Linked DNA regions of Homo sapiens: region 2 is linked to region 1. A link is an interaction called in ENCODE POLR2A ChIA-PET data of the cell type or tissue named here. Cell type or tissue: PC-9. All regions are shown on one strand. Each heading gives the region's core, and the rest is flanking DNA. Links, peaks and the distances in the headings are about the cores only. Region 1 overlaps FLNB (filamin B). Region 2 overlaps SLMAP (sarcolemma associated protein).

The links. Peaks named below come from ENCODE experiments on the same cell type or tissue, not always from the same donor. Only the 100,000 strongest peaks of a DNase experiment are listed, where the experiment ranks them.
Region 2: POLR2A ChIA-PET joins it to region 1 with 5 read pairs; 3 of 35 experiments call an interaction of 5 or more read pairs at or near these places.

What each region holds. Positions count from the first base shown.
Region 1 is chr3:58,021,170-58,032,979 of GRCh38, forward strand. All of the region lies in intron 1 of FLNB (filamin B), which reads left to right. Among named protein-coding and RNA genes, the nearest start is that of FLNB, 19 kb to the left of the region's middle. RefSeq lists enhancers at 1-567, 568-1,549. In PC-9, for the core only: no CTCF peak of the experiment used is centred there; a DNase peak (open chromatin) is centred at 5,212; H3K27ac peaks cover 2,967 bases.
Region 2 is chr3:57,925,175-57,936,984 of GRCh38, forward strand. It overlaps SLMAP (sarcolemma associated protein), which reads left to right. Exons shown (of 25, transcript NM_001377540.1): 24 at 671-760; 25 at 2,122-4,829. The coding sequence ends at 754. Among named protein-coding and RNA genes, the nearest start is that of FLNB, 77 kb to the right of the region's middle. In PC-9, for the core only: no CTCF peak of the experiment used is centred there; no DNase peak of the experiment used is centred there.

The sequences.
Region 1 (11,810 bases), core at 1,382-9,381:
GGGGCCCGGCCTGGTGCTTCTTGCCCAGGAACAAACTGATTGTTCCCTTGGTGTGGGGTAAAGCAGGCCAGAGTATGGGACCAGGCCCTGCCTCCCAGGGGACCTGAGGTGCAAGGTCTTTGAGCTGAGACCCTAAAAGGCCTTTGTGAGTCTGTAGTGCTATCAGTTGAGCAGAGTTCAGGGTTCTGTTTACAAGATTCCCTCTCAGCAGAGGCAGGGAGGGGTACCTGCTGGAAGACCAGGAATGTGCTGCTGCTGGGATGGGGGCCCTCGGTGGAGCTTCTAGCCATCTGGAGGCAGAACCCAGAATGTGTTCTGAGTGAGGCGCCTTGGCAGAGTTGGCTTGAAAGCACCTAGGCAGTGGCTTGTCACATTCCTTATCTCCACCAAAGGAGGCAAGCTAGCACCTGGGGGATGGCTCTCCCATCAGGGAGTCCTTTACAGGATGTGATCCAGGTGTCACATTACACTTCCTGCAGGTGTGCACCTCTTACCTAATTGTCTCTCCTATCCCTTTTTCTCAGCACTATTGTCTGACATCCATGGGGAGTCACACCCAAAGTTGGGCATGAGGTCCTCTCCTGGGCACCCAACACCTTGTTTTTTTGTTTTTGTTTTTTTTGGAGATAGAGTCTTGCTCTGTCACCCAGGCTAGAGTGCAGTGGTGCCATCACAGCTCGCTGCAGCCTCGACCTCCTTGGCTCAAGCGATCCTCCCACCTCAGCCTCCCACGTAGTCAGAATTACAGGCACACACACCAACACTGCTGGCTAATTTTGTATTTTTTGTAGATTCGGTTTGCTATGTTGCCCAGGCTGGTCTTGAACTCCTGGGCTCAAGCGATCTGCCTGCCTCAGCCTCCCAAAGTGTGGGGATTACAGGCATGAGCCACCTCACTTGGCCACACTGCCCTCTTACTGAGCCGTATTGGTGTTCTAAATGGCCTTCTTACTCTCCCACGGGTCATCAGTGCTCCAGGGGCAGGCGCTGTGTCTCTTGTTTACCTCTGTGGCTCTGACCTTGGCACTTAATAGGAATTTAATAAATAACTTGTTAAATAAACAGTCTCTAGTATAATAGCTTGAGTATTAAGACTGGTACATTGACTTATTTGCAATTCAGAAAATGCAAAACAGTGGTTCTTTGCTGCCTTTAGTGAAGTGGGAATTATATGTAGTAGACAACTGGGTCTGGGGTCCCAGTGGAACACTTCGTTTTTGGACTGTGATGCTGAACTTAAAGAACTCAGCAGTTCATGTTCATTCTCTGGACATCTGTGATTTGCTTCAACAACTGTTAGAGAACAAGGCCTTTTCCAGGTGAAGCTCAGAAAATGAATTTAATAGGAAATTACTGAAAGTCACAATCATAGTAACAGTTTCATTAGTTACAGTGAATATAGAGAGAGCCCATACAAAGTACCAGGCATTGTGATAAACGCTTCTTACTAATAGCTATACAAAACATCATTGCAATTCTGAGAAGTAGTTATTGTTGTAATTCCCGTTATGCAGATGAGAAAACTGAGGCACACCCAGATTGGCCAGTGAGTGTGTGGTTATTACTCAGATTCTTGTCTGAGATTTTAATCTTCATATTTTACTGCTTTCCCAAGGAAAGCCATCAGCTCAGCAAGTCTTTGAAATTTGCTTCTTTTTTTTTTTTTGAGACAGAGTCTTGCTGTGTCTCCCAGGCTGGAGTACAGTGGCGCAATCTTGGCTCACTGCAACCTCCGCCTCCTGGGTTCAAGCGATTCTCTTGCCTCAGCCTCCCGAGTAGCTGGGAATATAGTTGCATGCCACCACACCTGGCTATTTTGTATTTTTAGTAGAGACGGGGTTTCACCATGTTGGCCAGCCTGGTCCTGAACTCCTGATCTCGAGATCCACCTGCCTCGGCCTCCTAAAGTGCTGGGATCAGGCTTGAGCCACCGAACTCGGCCTTTTTTTTTTTTTTTTTTGAAATGATGTCTCCTTTTGTTGCCCAAACTGCAGTCTTGGCTCACTGCAACTTCTGCCTCCTGGGTTCAAGTGATTCTCCTGCCTCAGCCTCCCGAGTAGCTGGGACTACAGGCACGTGCCACCATGCCCAGCTAATTTTTGTATTTTTATAGAGACAGGCTAAGCTTGTCTTGAACTCCTGACCTCAAGTGATCCACCTACCTGGCCCTCCCAAAGTGCTGGGATTACAGGAGTGAGCCCCTGTGCCCAGCCTGAAATTCAATTCTAATAAATTTTTATTGGAGCATTAAAAAGTTACATCTGTAGTTGTTACTCTTTGCAAAAAATTGCAAGAACACAGAAAAATATAAAGAAAAAAATCACCTGTGAAGAATTTTAATGAATCTTTTTCTACTTTTAGGGGATTTTGCTTACAGCTGCCTTTTAATCAGAATAGGGAAGAAAGAGATTCCTTTCTCAGGAAAAAAGTGACTGTGGACTGGAAATGCTTTGTGAAATAATTTTGGTCATACTGATGGTTATAACAAGATTCGTCTTCAATTGAGTTATTGCTGAGCTTTGTCCAACATTAAAATGAAAGGTCTCATTTGAGTCTCATTGTGGTTTGCAAGTCTCCCTTGGTCTAGAAATATGTTTGGTCAACCACGGCATGGAGGTGTTCCAGCCACTTTCTGTCTCTTAAAAGTTTTTAGGACCTACTTTTATTGGGACTGCCAGGGTCTCTTAATAATAGTTATTATACTTGGTAACTATTGTGACCTTGTCTCATAGGCAGCCCAGCATAGAAACTCATTTAGCTTTTAGTTGCTCAGCTCCATTAGCTGTTTAAACATGTTTCAGATGTGAGCCTGACAATGTACTTGGGCAGCTTGGTTCACCCTTGACTGCCTGGGAACTTTGAGAAGTCTGAAAATTATATGTAGCCCTAAGGTCTTCATGGTATTGTTTTTTTGGAGGCACCATTTCCCAATAGCCCTGAGGACACCAGGCCCATGAAGCCATCCTGTCTCAGCCAGGAGGCAGAGGAGATGGAATGGAAACCACTTCTGGATACAGATCCAGCCACTTCCGGAGTGCTTCAGAGCATGGGTCAGATAGACCTTGCTGCTTTCTAGCTGGCAGACTTGGGGAAGGTTGTTTGACCTCTCTGAGTTTGTGTCCCAGACTATAGCAGTACCCCCTTACTGGCGTTATCGAAGATAAAATGATATAATCCTGATAAATCACTTGACCCAGTCCTTGGAGGTGGTGGTGGGGGCTGGGGTAAGTGCCCCATGAATGGTGGTCATCATGCTCCCCACCAACCTCCTTTCTCTCTTCTCCTTTCCCGTCTTTCACACCCCTAATTCCTGGACCTGGGGGTGGTCTCTCCAGACTAGATGAAGAAGCAATCTAATTATCTAGGAAGGTGAAAGGTGGTTGGGAATACTCCCAGAAATAGGCCAAAGATACCGCCTCCTACCTAACAGACTCTTTTTAGAAGAAGAGGCAACCTGGGTTTTTGGATAACTGTTGAGTAGGAACCATCATGAGTGGCATTTCTGCATTTCTGGTCTTCTGGCCAAGCCTCCTTTTTTTTTTTTTTTTTTTTTTTTTTTAACCTTGAGACAGTCTTGCTTTGTTGCCAGGCTGGATTGCAATGGTGCAGTCTTGGCTCACTGCAACCTCCATCTCCCAGGTTCAAGCGATTCTCCTGCCTCAGCCTCCTGAGTAGCTGGTACTACAGGTGCCGCCACTATGCCCAGCTAATTTTTGTATTTTTAGTAGGGACGGGGTTTCATCATATTGGCCAGGATGGTCTCAATCTCTTGACCTCATACTCTGCCCGCCTCGGCCTCCCAAAGTGCCAGAATTACAAGCGTGAGCCACTGAGCCCAGCCTTCCTTTTTTTTTTTTTTTTTTAAGTAGCTCCATTGCCCTCCCTCACCCTTTCTTTTGTCTCCTGTAATGTCCTTCCCTTCCATTTCTTTTTTTTCTTTTTTCTTTTCTTCTTTCTTTCTTTCTTTTTTTTTTTTTTGAGATAGGATCTCATTCTGTGGCAAAGGCTGGAGTGTAGTGGCACATTCACGGCTCATTGCAGCCTCGACCTCCAGGACTCAGGTGATCCTCACATCTCAGCCTCCCGAGTAGCTGGGACCACAGGCACACACCACCACACCCGGCTAATTTTTGCATTTTTTGTAGAGGTAGTGTTTTGCCATGTTTCCCAGGCTGGTCTTGAGCTCCTGGGCTCAAGTGATACTCCCTCCTCAGCCTCCCAAATTGCTGAGATTACAGGCATAAGCCTCTGCACCTGGCCTTCCCTCTCATTTTTTTTTCTTTCCTGGTTTTGCCTGTCCCAGACCACCCTCTTGGAAAGATGCTCTCCCAGCAGCGGCAGTAAGGTCCTGGTCTTGTGTTTGCTCCTGGGCCTGAGTCTTGGCTTTGCTGCTTTGTAGCTAGCTGGCTGACACCAGGGAGCTGCTTCCCTCCAGGAGCCTGTCGTCCATATGCTGAATGTGATCCTTAAATGCTCTGTCTTACAGGGGCCAGACATTGTGGCTCATGCACTTCAGGGGGCTGAGGCGTGCAGATCACTTGAGGCCAGGAGTTTGAGACCAGCCTGGCCAACATGGCGAAACCCTGTCTCTACTAAAAATACAAAAATTAGCCGGAGGTGGTAGTGTGTGCCTTTAATTCCAGCTACTTGGAAGGCTGAGGCAGGAAAATCGCTAGAACCTGGGAGGCGGAGGTTGCAGTGAGCCGAGATCATGCCACTGCACTCCAGCCTGATCAACAGAGCGAGATTGTCTCAAACAAACAAACAAAAAATGTTCTGCCTTACAGAGTTCTTAGGTATAAAAGAGAAGGTGCCTCTAAAGCTCTTGGCACCGTGCCTGGCTTATAGTAAGTGCTTGGTAAACGTCAGCTGCTGCTGTTGTGGTGTTAGTATCAGCATTGTTGCTGTGAGACCCTGCACTTCCCACTTAGCCTTGGAAAAATAAGTCTTCACGTTAATGCCATGGGCTACCGCTTCTCTTTTCAGGGCTTCTTGGAGGAGGGTGGAGATGGAGAGACAGGTGGGGGACTGCCAGGGTTACATCCTCCATGAGGCTGAGGCTGTGCTGACTGCCTTGTGTGCTTTCAACCTGGAGTAAAGGGTGGCTGTGCCAGCTGCTCCCATCCCCCAGGAGTCTGACTCGTCCCTGCCTTGGCCCTGGGCAGCACTTTCCCTCCTAGCTCTTTGGCATCTGGGGTCATGGTGGGGCTGCCTGCCATCTGTCAAAATTTTTGCTGCCCTGGGTGTGGTGGTAAACCCCCGCACTATCCAACTTGGTGTCATGGAGCTGGCGACAATATTTTTACAGTGGTTAGTGCTTGGAAACTGGACTTCTGGGTTATGCCCTGTACAAACAGCATCAAAGTCGCTGGGCTAGGGTGACAGAGGAGGCTGCCAACAGGGAATTCTGTGGCTCCTGGGACAGGAATGGATATGGGAGGTTGGGGGCCAGTATTTTCGGTTCTCTTGAGGAGTTGGCGAGTATTAGTCTTTGCCCTGATGGATAGAAGGAATCTGTCTGTGTCTTGCATGAACCGTGTACTTCCCCCAGTTACTCCTTGGACACCAGCTGCCTGCTGTTCATAATTGGGCCAGATTTCTAATACTGCAGCGCTACCAAATGTCAGTTTTAGGCCATCTCTGGTGTAGCCAGGGAACGCCCAACACCTTTCCCAAAGGTAGAATTTGTGTGGGTTTTACTTCACTGAGTGACTAATGCAGATCTTTATGTTTTAATGATGGGAAGAAATTCGTCAGCCTGGGTACTTTTTCCATGTGATGGGGCAAAAATTTAAAACACTTGCACAACGGCTTTTGTTTCTCCAGCTACTAAAGGTGACTGTCATTTAGGCATTATCAGTATGATCAGCTGATGTTAACCCACTCCCCTTCTGGAGACCCGTTTCTGTTTCTGGGAAAGGTGTAGGACATGCTGGATTTGGCAAGATTGCAGGTCCCAGGCAGATGTCCGGACTTAGACTCTGGCTCTTTTTTTTTTTTCCAGACAGGGTCTCCCTCTGTCACCCAGTCTGGAGTGCAGTGGCGCGATCTCGGCTCACCACAACCTCCGCCTCCCAGGTTCAAGGGATTCTCCTGCCTCAGCCCCCTGAGTAGCTGGGATTACAGGCGTGCACCACTATGCCCAGCTAATTCTTTTTTTTTTTTTGAGATAGAGGCTCACTGTCACCCAGGTTGGAGTGCGGTGGCCCGGTCCGCCTGCCTCAGCCTCCCAAAGTGTTAGGATTACAGGTGTGAGCCACCGTGCCTGGCCTCAGCTAACTTTTGTATTTTTAGTATCAACGAGGTTTCACCATGTTGGCCAGGCTGGCTTTGAATTCCTGGCCTCAATTGATCTGCCCACCTCGGCCTCCCAAAGTGCTGGGATTACAGGCATGAGCCACCGCGCCTGGCCCAGACCCTGGCTCTTACTCCTAGGTCTACCTCTACCATCACTGGGGCCCTCGCCTGAACCTTTTGCCCCATCTATAAAATGGGAGAACTAGACTAGGTCTGTGTCCCCCAAGCTTCAATCATTTGTAAAGGAACCACCTTTACTATTTTGCCATATCCCACGGCTGTCTCTATTTCATTTTTCACTTAATATTATTTTCCCCTGCAGTTGACTCACTTGTAAAACAAATGTATTTGAAAAGGAGACTTTGTGTCACTATAATAACGGAAAAACAGCGTCACTAGGTAAATGGAAGGTAACCATAAATAAACCCCAAACAGTTATTAAATTCCAGCCAGCACTGTTGCCTGTTCACAACATGAGGCATACTCTCTTTTGGTTAAAAAGGGAAATTAGCAAGAGATGGAGAGGTGTTGAAGGTAACCTAGCACTACATTGAGCCTTTTCCTTGACCTGCTCAGGAGGATTGAGAAAGAACTAGGAGAACTGGGAAGAGAATAACGTCTTTTTGTGATGCAAAGTGCCTGAGTGTGACCAAGAGCTCAGAGTAGTAATGTATAGATGCTTTGTTTGGATACTTATGCAGCCATTACCATGTGCCAGGGGTGTAGAGGGGCTAGGAGTATAGAGGGGATTGGGACTTGTTCACTGACTTCTGGTTGCTTGTGGTCTAGTAGTGGGGAGGTGGTCATAGAATATTGAATACAAACGAAGATCGAACAGGCTGCAGGGGTTTAATAGGAAAATCACAGGACTAAATTCTGTCATGTGTACATGGGGTCTACAAATAAGAGTTGTTTAGAATTTTTTTTAATTTAAATTTCCCATGAAATATAAATCTATTTCATTCCAGAATGATTCTAGAGAAGCTCTAAATACATTAAAGTTGTGTTGGCTGGGTGCAGTGGCTCATGCCTGTAATCCCAGCACTTTGGGAGGCTGAGGCTGGAGAATCACTTGTGGCCAGGAGTTTGAGACCAGCCTGGGCAACATGGGAGACCTTATCTCTACCAAAAAAAATTTTTTTTTCTTTTCTTTTTTTTTTTTTTGAGACAAAGTTTCGCTCTTGTTGCCCAGGCTAGAGTGCAATGGCATGATCTCAGCTCACTGCAACCTCCGCCTCCCTGGTTCAAGCAATTCTCCTGCCTCAGCCTCCCAAGTAGCTGGGATTACAGGCATGTACCACCACACCCAGCTAATTTTGTATTTTTTTTAGTGGAGGTGGGATTTCACCATGTCGATCAGGCTGGTCTTGAACTCCTGACCTCAGGTGATCCACCCATCTCAGTCTCACAAAGTGTTGGGATTACAGGCGATAGCCACTGCACCTGGCCAAAAACATTTTAATAAATTAGCTGGGTATGGTGGTATGTGCCTGTAATCCTAGCTACTTGGGAGGCTGGGGCAGGAGGATCCCTTGAGCCCAGGAATTCCAAGCTGCAGTGAACTATAATCAGGTCACTGCACTGAAGCCGGAGTGACAGAGTGAGACCTTGTCTCTTAAAATAAATTTGTGTCATTGTTTGTTGTTTTTATGGTGTTATGACAATGATCCATCTTAACCCTTTATGTAGTGGTAACTAACTTTCTCTTTTCCTAAAAGCTGATTTGAGTTTTAGGTTCTCTTGGAGTCTGTGACAATTGTAAATAGATAAGATATAACAAAATGGCCTGAAATACTCTTGCAACACTCATATTTCCCCCCTCAGATTAGCATGTTCTATACTCTCTGCAAAGCAAGATATACACCAGAATTAGGCCTCTAAAAAGCCTCATACTGCTAATCTCTGGGAATGAATGGTGTTCTTTGGGATAATGGGATATGAAGCTCAGTCTGATTTTTCTGTTCTGCTGGTAGCTTAGGGCCCCCTTTCTTCTGTTGGGTTTTTTGGGAGAAGGGAAGTTGTGATTAAGAATGAGAATTCTTTTTTTTTTTTTTTGTCTCAAGAGTCTTGCTCTGTCGCCCAGGCTGGAGTGCAATGGCTCGATCTCGGCTCACTGCAGTCTTCACCTCCTGGTGTCAAGCGATTCTCCTGCCTTAGCCTCCAAGTAGCTGGGAATACAGGCACCTGCCACCATGCCTGGCTAATTTTTTGTATTTTTAGTAAAGATGGGGTTTCACCATGTTGGCCAGGCTGGTCTCGAACTACTGACCCCATGATCCCAACCCCCCCGACCTCCCCGGCCTCCCAAAGTGCTGGGATTATAGGGGGGAGCCACTGCGTCCAGCCAAGAATGAGAATTTGGGAGTCAGGCACCTCTGGGATTGAATCTGGAATTGACTGAGTGTACATGCTTTCTCTGAGGCCTCCGTCCTCACTGCTCTCATCTATAAACTGGGAATAATCATAGTTTCTATCTGAAACAGTGGGTGTGAAGATTTAACGAGCTAAATTGTAAAGTGCCTGAGACATGGGAAGAAGTCAGGATGTGCTAATGGGTAATCTTACACTTCCCCAATGGAAAGGGCCAGGTTTATATTACTCTAGGCTGGTAGTAAGCGAGGCAAAGGAGATATCAGGTTTCAGCTTTGTTAGAACATGCTAATGGCACCAGGACACTCAGAAGAGATACAGAGTTTGAGACAAATGGCACCATGAGCCCTGAGACATTGTGTATGGGGTGAATCGGATAGCAAGAATAGACTTCAAGGAGGGAAGTAGGGCAGTTAGAATCCTTTCAGCTGCAAGGAACTGAAAACTGGCTCACATAGAAGGAAAATGATTGGCTCATGTCAGCAAGCCTAGATGCAGAGCAAGTTATGGGTTTCAGGGATCCAGCATCTAAATGATGTCATCAAGAACCCAAGTTTTTTGGGTCTCTGCTCTGTTGGTTTCTTTCATCCTAAAGCTGGTTCTCCTGTGGTTTACCATAGTAGAGTTCCTGTGAGAACTCCACTCTGACCAATCAGGCCTTCCCAGAGCCAGGGATGGATGGAGTCGCTTCTTTTGAGGCCCATGGGTCCTATCTGGAGGGGATGGATCCAGACTCCTATCAGGAATCTAGGAGGGGCCGGGCACGGTGGCTCATGCCTGTAATCCCAGCACTTCATAATGCCAAGGTGGACAGATCACTTGAGGCCAGGAGTTCCAGATCAGCCTGGCCAGTATGGTGAAACCCCATCTCTACTAAAAATACAAAAATTAGCTAGGCGTGGTAGCAGGCGCCTGTTGTCCCAGCTACTCGGGTGGCTGAGGTGGGAGGATCACTTGAGCCTGGGCACAGAGGTTGCGGTGAGGTTGTGGTGAGCTGTGGTTGCGCTGCTGCCCTCCAGCCTGGGCAACAGAGTGAGACCCTGTCTCAAAAACAACAACAACAAAATCTTATGTACCCCATAAATATATACACCTACTGTGTATCCACAAAAGTTAAAAATTAGAAAAGGCAAATTGCAGAGATTTCCATATGCTATGATACCGTTTATATGAAGTTTTACATATGTCATAAAAATACAGATAACCTTTAGGGGAATGATCATTACCAAACTTTTGGATAACGGTTTCTGGGGATGGGCAGAGAGGGCTATACAGTCATGAAGAGGTGTATAGGGGCTTTCAACTCTTTGTAGTGTTTTATTTCTTCAGTCCCATGGTGGTTATATGATTCTTCACTCCCCTTTTTTTGTGTGGAATATTTTTCTTATAAAAAGTGTGTCTTTTATTTATTTATTTATCTTTTTCACATGGAGTCTCACTCTGTCGCCCAGGCTGGAGTGCAGTGTTGCGATCTCGGCTCACTGCAAGCTCCGCCTCCCGGGTTCGCGCCATTCTCCTGCCTCAGCCTCCCGAGTAGCTGGGACTACAGGCGCCCGCCACCACGCCTGGCTAATTTTTTGTATTTTTAGCAGAGACGGGGTTTCACTGTGTTAGCCAGGATGGTCTCAATCTGCTGACCTTGTGATCTGCCTGCCTCGGCCTCCCAAAGTGCTAGGGGATTACAGACGTGAGCCACCGTGCCCTGCCTTTTTTTTTTTTTTTTTTTTTTTTTAAAGGCAGAGTCTTGCCCTGTTGGCCAGGCTGCAGTGCAGTGGCCTGATAATGGCTCACTGCAGCTTCCACCTCCCAGGCTCAAGCAATCCTCCCACCTCAGCCTCCTGAGTAGCTGGGACTACAGGTATGTGCCACCAAGCCTGGCTAATTTTTCCATTTTTAAAGGTTTTGCCATGTTGCCCAGGCTGGTCTCGAACCCCTGGGTTCAAGCCATCCTCCCACCTTGGCCTCCCAAATTGCTGGGACTATAGACGTGAACCACTGCACCCCCATCCAAAAGTGTCATTTTAATGCTGACATACTGCATTACTAAGCTTGACCAGGGGAAGAGAAAAAAAAATACCTTGTGTTTATTATTTTGTTTGTTTGTTTGTTTGAGACAGGGTCTTGCTCTTTCTCCCAGGCTAGAGTGCAGTGGCATGAACATGGCTCACTGCAGCCTCCACTTCCCAGGGTCAAGCCATCCTCCCACTTCAGCCTCCCAAGTAGCTGGGATTACAGGTGTGTGCCACCACACCTGACTAATTTTTCTTTTTTTCTTTTTTTGTATTTTTGGTAGAGACAGGGTTGCCCAGGCTGGTCTTGAACTCCTGAGCTCAAGCAATCCTCTCTTCAGCCTCCCAAAGTGCTGGGATTACAAGTATGAGCCACTGTGCCCGGCCTGTTTGTTTGTTTTAAAGACAAGTTTGGGCCCAGTTTATAAGAAAAGAAAACAGACCATCCTTAGGGTGTCAGGATGATATTTTGACAAAGGCATTCATGCTTAGCAGGATTTCTCTCCCCCTACCCCCACCCCAAGTGTTGAAACGGCTGAGCTAATTACCTTAGAATGTAAGGCTTCCTCTGTTGCTTGTGAACGTGGCAGACTTGGGATTCTCAGAGACAGAGGGCTTCAGAAGCTTGCCTCTGGGAGCGTCCAGTCAATAGCTTTTTGTCTGAGCAGAAGGAGATATTGCTCAAGGTACCATCTCAAGGGACTGCTGAATCAGTTGCATTGTCTCTAAAAGTAGGTAAAAGTCTAGAGTAGGGCTGGTTCAACAGTGGAATGAGTGTTAAGAGAGAGTTGCATTCTAAGAACACCTTTACACTGTGGCCAAATTCAAGCAGGTCCATTTTGTGGTTTGGTGGTCCCCATCTAGTGGGATGTGGTCTGGTATCCCAGGCACCTGCATATATGAGCTCAGATGGGTTTAATTTTTGAAAAACTGCTTTATTGGCTGGGTGTGGTAGCTCATGCCTGTAATCCCAACATTTTGGGAGGCCAAGGCAGGAGGATCTCTTGAGCCTGGGAATTCAGGACCAGCCTGGGCAACATTGAGAGATCCCCATCTCTACTCCCTTCCCCGCCAAAAAAAAGCTAGGTGTAGTGACATGCACCTGTGGTCCCAGCTACTCAGGAGGCTGAGGTG
Region 2 (11,810 bases), core at 1,606-9,605, 96 kb before region 1:
AAACTCCTGGCCTTAAGCAATCTGCCCACCTCAGCTTGCCAAAGTGCTGGGATTACAGTCATGAGCCACTGCATTCGGCCTGCTCTGTCTTCATGTGCTATATTTCATTAGAATGTTAGGTACACCCACATTGCCCATTGCCTTCAGCTGTTTCTTTCTCTTTTTTTTTTTTTTTCAACGGAGTCTCTCTCTGTCACCCAGCTTGGAGTGCAGTGGCACTCTCAGCTCACTGCAACCTCTGCCTCCTGGTTCAAGCAATTCTCCTGCCTTAACCTCCAGAGTAGCTGGGATTACAGGCATGCACCACCATGCCTGGCTAACTTTTGTATTTTTAGTAGAGACAGCATTTCACCATGTTGGCCAGGCTGGTCTCAAACTCCTGACCTCAGGTGATCCACCTGCCTCAGCCTCCCAAAGTGCTGGGATTACAGGCATTGAGCCTAACGGTTCCTAGCTATTCCTTTTAAACTGATAGTTTCCCAACTTGCATACCACAGTCTATCAGATTGTGTTAGATGTCTTTAAAATGTTTGAATCTGTGTAAAACCTGAGTGGTATACTTCTATTATTTCATTCTTTCTTCCTACCTCCCACCCTACTGGGGTCTGAATCCTCTTATCTGATTACTTTCATAGCATAAAATGATTTTAATATGCCTTCCCTTCTTTAGCCTTCCATATTACAACCCGTCCCAGCCGTATTCATCGGCCTATTCCTGGCTTTCCTGTTTTGGTGTTTCGGTCCATTGTGGTAGAGAAAGGTACAAGCACTATTGTTGAGTCCTTGTCTGTTTGTCCCCGTCACCTTTTTGTGCCATATTTGTAATATAGTGCATGGCAAGAACACACAGGTATTTTGTTACCTGAAGCAAACCCTTCATTTAGTATGCCGTGTATTTGTGTCATACCAATGAACTGAACAGTCAACTAATCCCATAACTTTTTGTCTTGTTTACTTTGTAGTAATGCTAACCATGAGTTAATTCCAACCTAACCAGTTGTTAATATGCTTCCATTAACTGAGTCTTTATCTCTAGCAAACTGGAGTGCACTATGAATTTCTGCAATATTAGTACCCTCTTTCCAATTATGTGTTTAATCAGATTTGAATGAGAAATGAAGAGTTTGCCTCCTTGAAGTTTTCAGCCAGCCTTCTTCCCCTTCCTCCTTATCCTCTTCCTTTTCATAGTGTAGATTTTCTTTGTTTCAACCCTTTGCCTGTTTATACTATGGCTATGAAGATGAAAAATAATGAGATTAACATAATGAACCATTGGCTCACAATCTCAACCCTATTGTGTACTTGCAAGGATATAAATGTATCCCATTTCTTTCTGAGCCCTGACCTGCAACATCAGAATATTTCTTTAAAAACCAGTTTTTCTCAATAACACTTCTGGAATACAAGTAAAAATAAAAGTGTCAACCAAAGCAAGTTGATCTTATAAAGCCCTCTAAAAGCTAGCAGGCAACAGCCCATCCATGCTTGTTTCTAACTGGCATGCATGTTAGTAGAGCATATGCGGTGATCATGTGGCTTTATTACACTGAACAGAGTCTATACCAGAATTATCAGACAGGCAGGATCCCTAATGTTACTTTTCCATCTTGAACCCTGTTTGATTTTGTCTTCTGTGGTTTCAAGTTGGACGACCAAAGCCTAGACCATTATCACCTTAGCCACTATCCCCTTGCATAAAATATCCCAACATGTGAGTCTGGTTCTTATCAAGAAATAAACATTTTAGGCAGAAACATACTACAGGTGTCTATATACATCAGTTATATTGGAATATATGGATACCAGAGTAAATAAAGCAGGCAGAGCCCACAAATTTTCTTAGAAGTCACTATTAGGTTTCAACTGTAACAAAGTTGAAAACTTCCCAGGACTTTCTTGGGACGTGTTAGACTTCCAAATTGGTGTTCCTGCTATTATGACTCTTCTTATACCTGCACTCCCTCACTTTTTTTTTTCTTTTCAAACTTTATATTTATGATGCAGAAATAAGATTTTTCCAATATTCTGTTAAGTATTCAGGACTCTCTGGAACCAAGGGGTTAATAGGTATGAAAAGAGAGGGGAGAATGTGATATTGACTCTTGGTTTCTTTCCACACAGAAACCCTGGCCCTGGATGCCCATGTTGGCTGCCCTGGTTGCAGTAACAGCCATCGTGCTGTACGTGCCAGGTCTGGCCAGAGCTTCTCCATGAGAGCGTTCCTTGAGTCCGTACACCGTCCTCCCTCTAGAAGCTGGCATCACACTCATGCTGGGGACAAACAGAACCATTTTCTTCCTCTTTACCTCTTAAAACAGCAGAAGTACAAGAATACAGCTGTAGGGTCATTGCTTTAAATTATATAAAATGTATCTGTCTATAAAGAAGATATAAAATTGTGACTTTATTCTACTGTAAGCAATAATTTGCTTGCAATTTTTCATGTAATTTTTAAATTAGTATGTTAAGATTCTGAATATTATGGTGGCCTAAAGTAGGCTTCTTGGTACACCAGATTATTTATAACATTAAATTTATGAGTATTTTACTCTGAATTCTGATCACCAGATAATTCATTTTTCTGATTTGATAACTACCCAAACCAAACAACCAATACATACATGGGAAGAGAGGCCCTGTGTGCTCAGTGCCTATCAGTTTGAAATATATACACATATATATATTTTTTACATATTTACGCCATTTTTACTTGTTATGAAACCACTGAGCTATTGGGAACAAGACTTAGAGACAACTATTTGCGTGGATTTTTTTTTTTTTAAGGAAAAATACGTTTGGAAAATAAACTGTTATGGTGATAATTTGGGGAATATGTGCACGCTTGTTCAGCCTTAATGTGACTTGAAGATGTGGAGGACATCAACTTTGAAAAACTTTCCATGAGAGTGTATTTTCTTGAGCAAACTGAAGTATTTCTGGGAGCAAAAACATAGTAATTACACAATTTCAGTGCAGTCAACCAAAATGTTGAGTCAATTGGAATGTAATTTATTAAACCATGTATTTAAAGAGATATTTTTCTTTAAAAGCCAAGTTACTTTCTCATATACAGCATTTTAGGAAGCATGATTTTTTTTTTCTATCATCTATTCCTCCAAGCATGTTTAATTGAAGAAAGTATTAATATCTCTTTAGATAAGCTTGTATTGACCTAATTTGGTTTATGATGTGTCAGAGCTAATTCATGTTCAGGGTGAGCGTTGTACCTACCAACAAATTTCCTGGTTGGGTATGCAAATGGTTATTTTCTTTTTATTGTTGTTAATTGGGACTTTCTGTTAATGAAAAGCACTATTCCCAAGATTAATAGTGTTCTATGCACAATGAAGCACCTAAAAACACTGCTTGATATTATAAATTTAAAACACAAGTGAAAGTTTAGCCATGGTTTTGTGCGGCATCATAGTTATGTCAATAAAGTTTATTTAGGTCATAGAATATCCTAAAGTATCACATAGTTAAATTTTTCAGTCAGTGAAGACCGGGAGGGAATGTCAGTGAATTGGCTTGAATGTTCTGTGGCAATCCACAGGTCTAGCCAAATATTGAAATAGGAGTTTAGGGTATAATTTGCCTTGTGATGTTTGGCAGTCACTGTTTATACTTTAAAGGTTATATTTTAAGCTATTTGAGATTGCTTTTGGGAAGATCACTAGATTTATGGAGGAATTAGTCACAAATGACTTGTAGAAAATACTGTCATATAGTTCATTTCATCATTTTCTGTTGCAGGAAGCCACTCCACCACAGAATGCTAATATGCCAGTGGTACCCAGTACCTCTTGTATATAGGTTATTGCAAATATTGTTCTGAAATGCTTAACTTCAGAATTACATTTTTTAAAGTAAATAATTGTTTTAAATCTATTTTGTAAAGATATAAAGTACAATAGAATTTCTGGAGTACAGATTAAACTATTTGCACTAACACACGTGACGTGCATGATTTAATAAAATAACTTTACTCTCCCTACGCATGTTTGAGTTGAATATCATTGAAGTTCTTAATGCTGACTCTACTATTGGGTTGTTAATAGTCTTCTCTTGACATGACTCTTTATGCAACATAACATACATTTGGTATTCTTCAGGGTTTAAAAGAAAACACTGAGCTGTTTCCTCCAAGTTTTATTAACCTTTTATTTAACTTACTGCTTTATTTTTTTCTCTTTTAATATGGTTATTGTTAAAATGAGAGTCACTTGCTAGACTGGTCTCTTTAAATGTAAGGTCTAGTATCAATATTTACTTCATTCAAGTGGAATAAATGGCTTTTTGTAGTTACTTCCAGTTTTCCTCAAGAATAGAAATAAGTCTGTTCATAAGCAATACCTTCAGTTTTGTTCAGTTCACTTCCACGTTAAATAAAGAATAGGATTATTCACTGGTAATAATAGAGTCATTAAGAAATATTAAGCATTGCAGCTAAAAATTGAACAACCCTGTAATGATACATTTAAGAATTATTCAAAGGTGCTACATGGCAGGGTTAGAGAATAAAAAGAACGTGGTGTTTGAAGCAAAACAGATCTGTATTGGCATCTTGGTTCTACCTTTTATCAGATGTTGTTGCCTTGTGCAAATCACATTTTCTCTGAGTCTCCATTTTCTCATTTATAACATGCGGAGAATAATACTTATATTTGTGGTAGTAGTGTGAACATTAAAAAGATAATGTATGTGAAGTACCATTCGAGTGGTGAATACGTTTTTATGAGAATGTCATACTGAAAAAATATTGCAAATATTAAAGTTTTAGGTAAGCCTAAACTTTAATCTACTTTAATTAAATGAATTGATTGACTCAACCATTCAGAATTTCTGTGTATGAGTGAGATATGTGTGTAACATTATGAATCCTGAGAAAGCATTATCACCTAGCTCTGTTTGTCGCCTTCATAGTTCACTCTTTTGGAAGTAATATGCTTGGTTTGGTGATGAACCAATTGCCCACAATGGTTTTGGAATTCCTGTTGTTATTGCCTTTAGAGCCACTTTGAGTCACATGTGAAAACCATTCACGTTGCCCTATAGTCAGAGGCTTTCAACCAAAACTAGTATTGCCTACTTGATCTCTCACTTTAATCACTACACTTGACCAAAATCTGGTGACTCTTGGCTGCTTCCAGTGACTATCTACTATCAAAAGGATGGGAATCTGCTACCAAAGAGAAAAAACTGCATGCAAATCAACTGAGTTAAAACTGCAGTCTTGGCTGGGTGCAATGGCTCACACCTGTAATCTCAGCACTTTGGGAGGCCGAGGCAGGTGGATCACCTGAGGTCAGGAGTTGGAGACCAGCCTGGCCAACATGGTGAGACCCTATCTCTACTAAAAATACAAAAATTAACCGGGCATGGTGGTGGGTGCCTGTAATACCAGCTACTCAGGAGGCTGAGGCAGGAGAATTGCTTGAACCTGGGAGGCGGAGGTTACAGTGAGCCGAGATCGCACCGCTGCACTCCATCCTGGGCGACAAGAGCGAAACTCCTTCTCGAAAAAAAAATGCAGCCTTGCTCCTGACTTAAAAATTACAGCCTTGCTCCAAAAAGTTCACTTCTGGATAATTATTTTGAGAACATAATTATGTGCATAAAAATTTACTAGGACATGTAGTGCAGCATTTTTATCATAGTGACATAAACAACCTAAGTGGGTCATTGGTTAAATAAATTAATATTACCACTCTATAGATTACTGTGGTTACAAAGTATGTAGAAAGATATTCATACTATATTAAGTAAAAGAAACAGGTTACCAGAGTAAAATAAACCTGGTTTTATAAAGGAAAATAAATGTAAACATACAAGATATGTTTGTAACAGGAGAACTTAGGAAGATTTATACCCAGACTGGTAGTAGTGGTTGTCTTTGTATGATTGTGGGTAAATTTAAATTCCCTTCCACCTTTATGATTTTCATTTTTTTTTTTTTTCTGAGACAGAGTCCCACACTGTTGAGTGCAGTGGCATGAATCTCGGCTCACTGCAACCTCTGCCTCCTGGGCTCAAACAATCGTCCTATCTCAGCCTCCCAAGTAGCTGGAACTATAGGCATGTGCCACCGCACCCAGCTAATTTTTGTATTTTTTTGTAGAGATGGAGTTTCCCTATATTGCCCAGGCTGGTCTCGAACCTTCTGGACTCAAGCTATTGTTCACCTCAGCCTCCCTTTTGTGATTTCTAATTTATTTTTAGTAATTAACAAATATGTATTGCTTGTATAAATTTTTTCAAGCTAAAATAAATTCCAAATTGGCTTTCATAGTTGAATGAGTAATTAACTTGTCAGAGTACCCACCCCCATCTTTAAAGGGGCTAATGTTCATTTGCACTGAGGAATTCTGGTGTGTTCACTCAACAGTCAGTCTTATAATGTTAAAAATGCTTTGTACATATATTCATAGAACTATAATGCTGGAGAAACCCTTAACAATCCTATCCCATCTTTTTGTTTATCCAGGAAAAATCCAGAAAATTTTTTACTTGGAATCGTAATAATAAAGTTGAGAACCAAGATGTTTCTTTTTTTTTTTTTTTTTTTTTTTCTGAGACGGAGTTCCTCTGTTGTTACCCAGGCTGGAGTGCAATGGCGCGATCTCGGCTCACCACAACCTCTGCCTCCCGGGTTCAAGCGATTCTTCTGCCTCAGCCTCCCAAGTAGCTGGGATTACAGGCATGTGCACCATGCTTGGCTAATTTTGTATTTTTATAGAGATGGGGTTCCATGTTGGTCAGGCTGGTCTTGAACTCCCGACCTCAGGTGACCCGCCTGCCTCAGCCTCCCAAAGTGCTGGGATTACAGGTGTGAGCTGCCACGCCTGGCCTGTTTCTTTTTCTGCTACTCCATGTTGTGTCTCCAGGTTTCAGTGGTTTCATATGCATTCATTTAGCAAATACTTATTGAGTGTCTGATGTTAGGCACCGTGCCAGATCCTGACAATACTCAGTCCCTATCTTCATAGAGCTTTTGGTATGGAGGTGAAATACAGGCAAGGAAGCTGGCAATTAAAATACAATGTAATAGAAGAAGACACTGGAGACTATGGAACCATAGAAGCATTGAGTGCATTTCCTCTCACCTTCAACCACTCAACCTTCCAAGCTGGGGATATCTGGCTACAGAGCCAAAGGTAAGTTTCCCTTCTAGATCGTCTAAGGAACAGGTCTGGTTTCTCTTGAAGCACATGTCATTGAAAACCATTAAGATCTGATCTTGATTTTCTTTAAAAAGGCATTATGACTGGGAAGCATTTTTAAGGCTTTGTGTGTACTCTCCTGGAGTTTTCCCCTGTTAAATGGTTTGAACTGTAACTTGCGAGTAATGGGTAACTAGTGAAGGTTTTTGGTTTTTTGTTTGTTTTTTTGAGACGGAGTCTCACTCTGTCTCCAGGCTGGAGTGCAGTGGCACCATCTTGGCTCACTGCACCCTCCGCCTCCCGGGTTCAAGGGATTCCCCTGCCTCAGCCTCCTGAGTAGCTTGGACTACAGGTGTGCACCACCACGACTGGCTAATTTTTTGTATTTTAGTAGAGACAGGTTTCACCATCTTGGCCAGGATGGTCTCCATCTCCTGACTTCGTGATCTGCCCGCCTCAGCCTTCCAAAGTGCTGGGATTACAGGTGTGAGTCACTGCGCCTGGCCTAAGGATTTTTTTTTTTTAAGCCAAGAAAAAGTGTTTTAGCCAGACAGGCTCTTTGAAAGGCGTCTCCTATTGATGAGCTGGGGCATGGATTGGATGGATCTAAATCCCTTGCACATGGAGGCAAGTGTCCACCATGTCTTATTGTTTGTGTTTATCGTGCTGTTCATTCAGTAGATTGAGCAGGACCTTTTTTTTTCCCTAAAGATTCAGCGCCTTTCAGCCCAAATCTTAAAATTATGTGATCTGTTACCCTGTCATGCAAGGACACTGAGATAAAACCTATAAAGCCTATGAAAAAGACGCCGGGTGTGGTGGCTCACACTTGTAATCCCAGCACTTTGGGAGGCTGAGGCGGGCAGATCACCTGAGGTCGGGAGTTCGAGACCAGCCTGACCAACATGGGGAAACCTTGTCTCTACTAAAAATACAAAATTAGCCGGGCATGGTGGCACATGCCTGTAATCCCAGCTACTCGGGAGGCTGAGGCAGGAGAATCGCTTGAACCCAGGAGGTGGAGTTTGCAGTGAGCCAAGATCACACCATTGCACTCCATCCTGGCAACAAGAGTGAAACTGTCTCAAAAGAAAGAGAGAAAGAGAAAGAGAGAGGGAGAGAGAAAGAAAAAGAAAAGAAAAGAAAGAGAAAGAAAGAAAAAGACATCATGAGCATTACGAATAAGAAAGGCAAAGGGACCAGGGGAGGGAGAAAGGAACAAGTAGAGAAACTGTTGCTGGTTGTGCTCCTTGTCATTTTCACCTTTTGAACTGGCCAGAGAATATCTGGGCAACCAGACTTCATTTAGCAGAGATTCAAACTTCTACTTTATGAAATTTCATCCTAGGATTTTTCTTTATCCTAAGTTCTGTGTGCTCATTTATCCCATCAGCATGAGCATCGTGCTCCACATAGAATTGGAAGCAGGTGTGCCTGCTTGGAATAGCATTCTTTTCACTCTTAAATGGCGGGATCCCTTCCTGCTAGACTGAGGATCCTTCCTCATGGCAGGTTCTACAAGCAAACAAGGGAGGAGCTGCAAAGGCACTAAAAATACCAACCATTTCAATTTTTTGAATCTCAGGCTTCTGCCATAAATTACTTCACTGTGTAATCTTTGCATAGTTATGTCATTTTGTTTTGGGTTGAAAACTTGCTCTGAGATAATTAGCCCATGCTTATTTAGCCTCCCCCATTACCCCTCCTCCTGCACTTCATAGCTAATCTTCAAAGAGTTAATGTGTTTTGAATATCTTAAACCAAATTTTTGTTTTATTTTTTATTTTTAGAGACTGGGTCTAGTTCTGTTGATCAGGCTGGTCCTGAACTCCTGGCCTCAAGCGATCCTCCTGCCTCCCCCTGCCAAAGTACTGAAATTTTAGGCATGAACCACCATGCAAGGCCTTATTTTCTTTAAATAGTGTTTATAGAGCTCATTACATTTACATTTTCTTCTACGAAGTAAATTTGGGATAGTTTTAAAGTTGAGCATTCTAATGTAGCACTTTATGTACCTAATCACATTTTTTAAAAAATCCATAAGAGTTTATTCAGTCATGCAACTTCGGCAAATAAAGTTCTATATTTTAAATACTTTTGCCAAAATTAGGTGGTAAATACATATGTGCTATGTGCACATATAGCCCTTTTTATCAATGAAGATGAGTAAGTACTGTGATATCACCTGGAATAAATAGAACCTTCTGCCTAAGTCATCTGTCTTTGAATACCTAAAATACATTTATTGGCCGGGCACAGCGGCTCATGCCTGTAATCCCAGCACTTCAGGAGGCCGAGGCAGGTGAATCACCTAAGGTCAGGAATTCGAGACCAGACTGGCCAACATGGCGAAACCTCATCTCTACTAAAAAAAAAAGAATAATAATAATACAAACAAATTAGCCAGACGTGGTGGCACATGGTGTAATTCCAGCTACTTGGGCGGCTGAGGCAGAAGAATCGCTTGAACCTGGGAGGCGGAGGTTGCAGTGAGAAAATAATAATAAAATACATTTATTTTTCTGGCCTCATGTTATAGCAAAGTCCTCAAAATCCCAGCAACTCTGGAGGCCGAAGCAGGAGGGTCGCTTTAGCCCAGGAGTTTGAGACCAGCCTGGGCAACATAGTGAGACCTCCATCTCTAAAAAAATTAAAAGTAAAGTAGCCAGGTGTAGTGGCACATGCCTGGAGTCTCAGCTCCTCAGAAGGTTAAGGCAGGAGGATCACTTGAGTTCCGGAGTTCAAGACTGCAGTGAGCTATGCTTGCACAGGGTCTCTAAAATAATAATGTTTTAAATTTTTAAAAAAGTTATCCATTGCTATGTAACAGATTACCTCCAAAACTTTGGCAGTTTAAAACAGCAAATAGGCTGGGGGTGGTGGCTCACGCCTGTAATCCTAGCACTTTGGGAGGCCAAGGTGGGCAGATCACCTGAGGTCAGGAGTTCAAGACCAGCCTGGTCAACATGGTGAAACCCCATCTAAAAATAGAAAAATTAGCTGGGTGTGGTGGTGGGTGCCTGTAATTCCAGCTACTTGGGAGGCTGAGGCAGGAGAATCGCTTGAACCCGGGAGGTGGAGGTTGCAGTGAGCTGAGATGGCGCCATTGCACTCCAGCCTGAGTGACAAGAGCGAGACTCCATCTAAAAATACATAAATAAATAAACATGCAAATATTTAGTATCTTACACAGTTTCTAAGGGTCAGGAATCTAGGAGCAGCTTAGCTGAGTGGTTCTAGGTCAAAGACTCTCCTGGAGTTGCTGTCAAGCTATTGACTAGGCCTGGAGGATTTTCTTTGCTCATTCAGATGCTATTAACCGGAATCTTCAGTTCCTCACCACGTGGGTCTCGCCATAAGGCTGCTCAGATAAAGCAGCTGGCTTCCCTCAGAGCAAGTGATTCAAGAGAAAGGCAGAGGGATGGAAGCCACCATATCTTTCATAACCTAATCTCTGAAGTGACATACCATCACTGTGCAAAATTCTGTTGGTCACACAAACTAACTCTGATACAGTGAGGAAGGTAATAACCAAGGGCATGGATACTAACAGGCAGCAGAAGAGAGCCAGGTTACAGACTGGTTCTTCAACTAATTTCCCATTAGGAAACTTTTGAATTGTTGATAAGCTTCTTTTAATGAAGTATATCAAAAGAGACAAACTAAATGACTTCTATAAATTACATCCTGGCTGGGCGCGGTGGCTCACCCCTGTAATCCCAACATTTTGGGAGGCTGAGGCGGGTGGATCACAAGGTCAGGAGATCGAGACCATCCTGGCTAACACGGTGAAACCCCGTCTCTACTAAAAATACAAAAAATTAGCCGGGCGCAGTGGCACGTGCCTGTAATCCTAGCTACTCAGGAGGCTGAGGCAGGAGAATCACTTGAACCCAGGAGGGAGAGGTTGCAGTGAGCCTAGATCGCGCCACTGCACTCCAGCCTGGGCAACAGAGTGAGACTCCGTCTCAAAAAACAAACAAACAAAAAAAAAGAATTACGTCCTTCCCCAATCTATTGATTCCCTAATATCAGTAAGTCATTGATACTGATTCTAAAGTTATAAGAAGTCCAAAACAAGAGAGCACTTAGGATTACTGTCATACTTACAATTTAAATTTAGAAATTGTTTTCAAAATTGATCAAAGTAGATAATTTTCTTAAAACTGTGTCTTCAACCACTATTTGAAAAGCTATAGGCCTCTAATCCCAGCTACTCAGGAGGCTGAGGCAGGAGAATCGCTTGAACCGGGGAGGCAGAGGTTTCAGTGAGCCAAGATCACACCATTGCACCCCAGCCTGGGTGACAGAGTGAAACTCTGTCTCAAAAAAAAAAAAAAAAGAAAAAAGAAAAGCTACAGGGACAGGGTGTTGTTTTTTTGTTTGTTTTGGTTTTTTTTTTTTTTTTTTTTTTGGTGGTCTTTGCTTTTTTGTTTTTGTTTTGTTTTATTTTGATTTTTGAGACTGGGTCTCACTCTGTCACCCAGGCTGGAATGCAGTGGTATAATCACGGCTCACTGCAGCCTTGACCTTCCAGGCTCAAGCAGTCCTCCCACCTCAGCCTCCCGAGTTGCTGGAACTACAGGCACGTGCCACCATGCCCAGCTAATTTTTGTATTTTTTGTAGAGATAGGGTCTCCCTATGTTGCT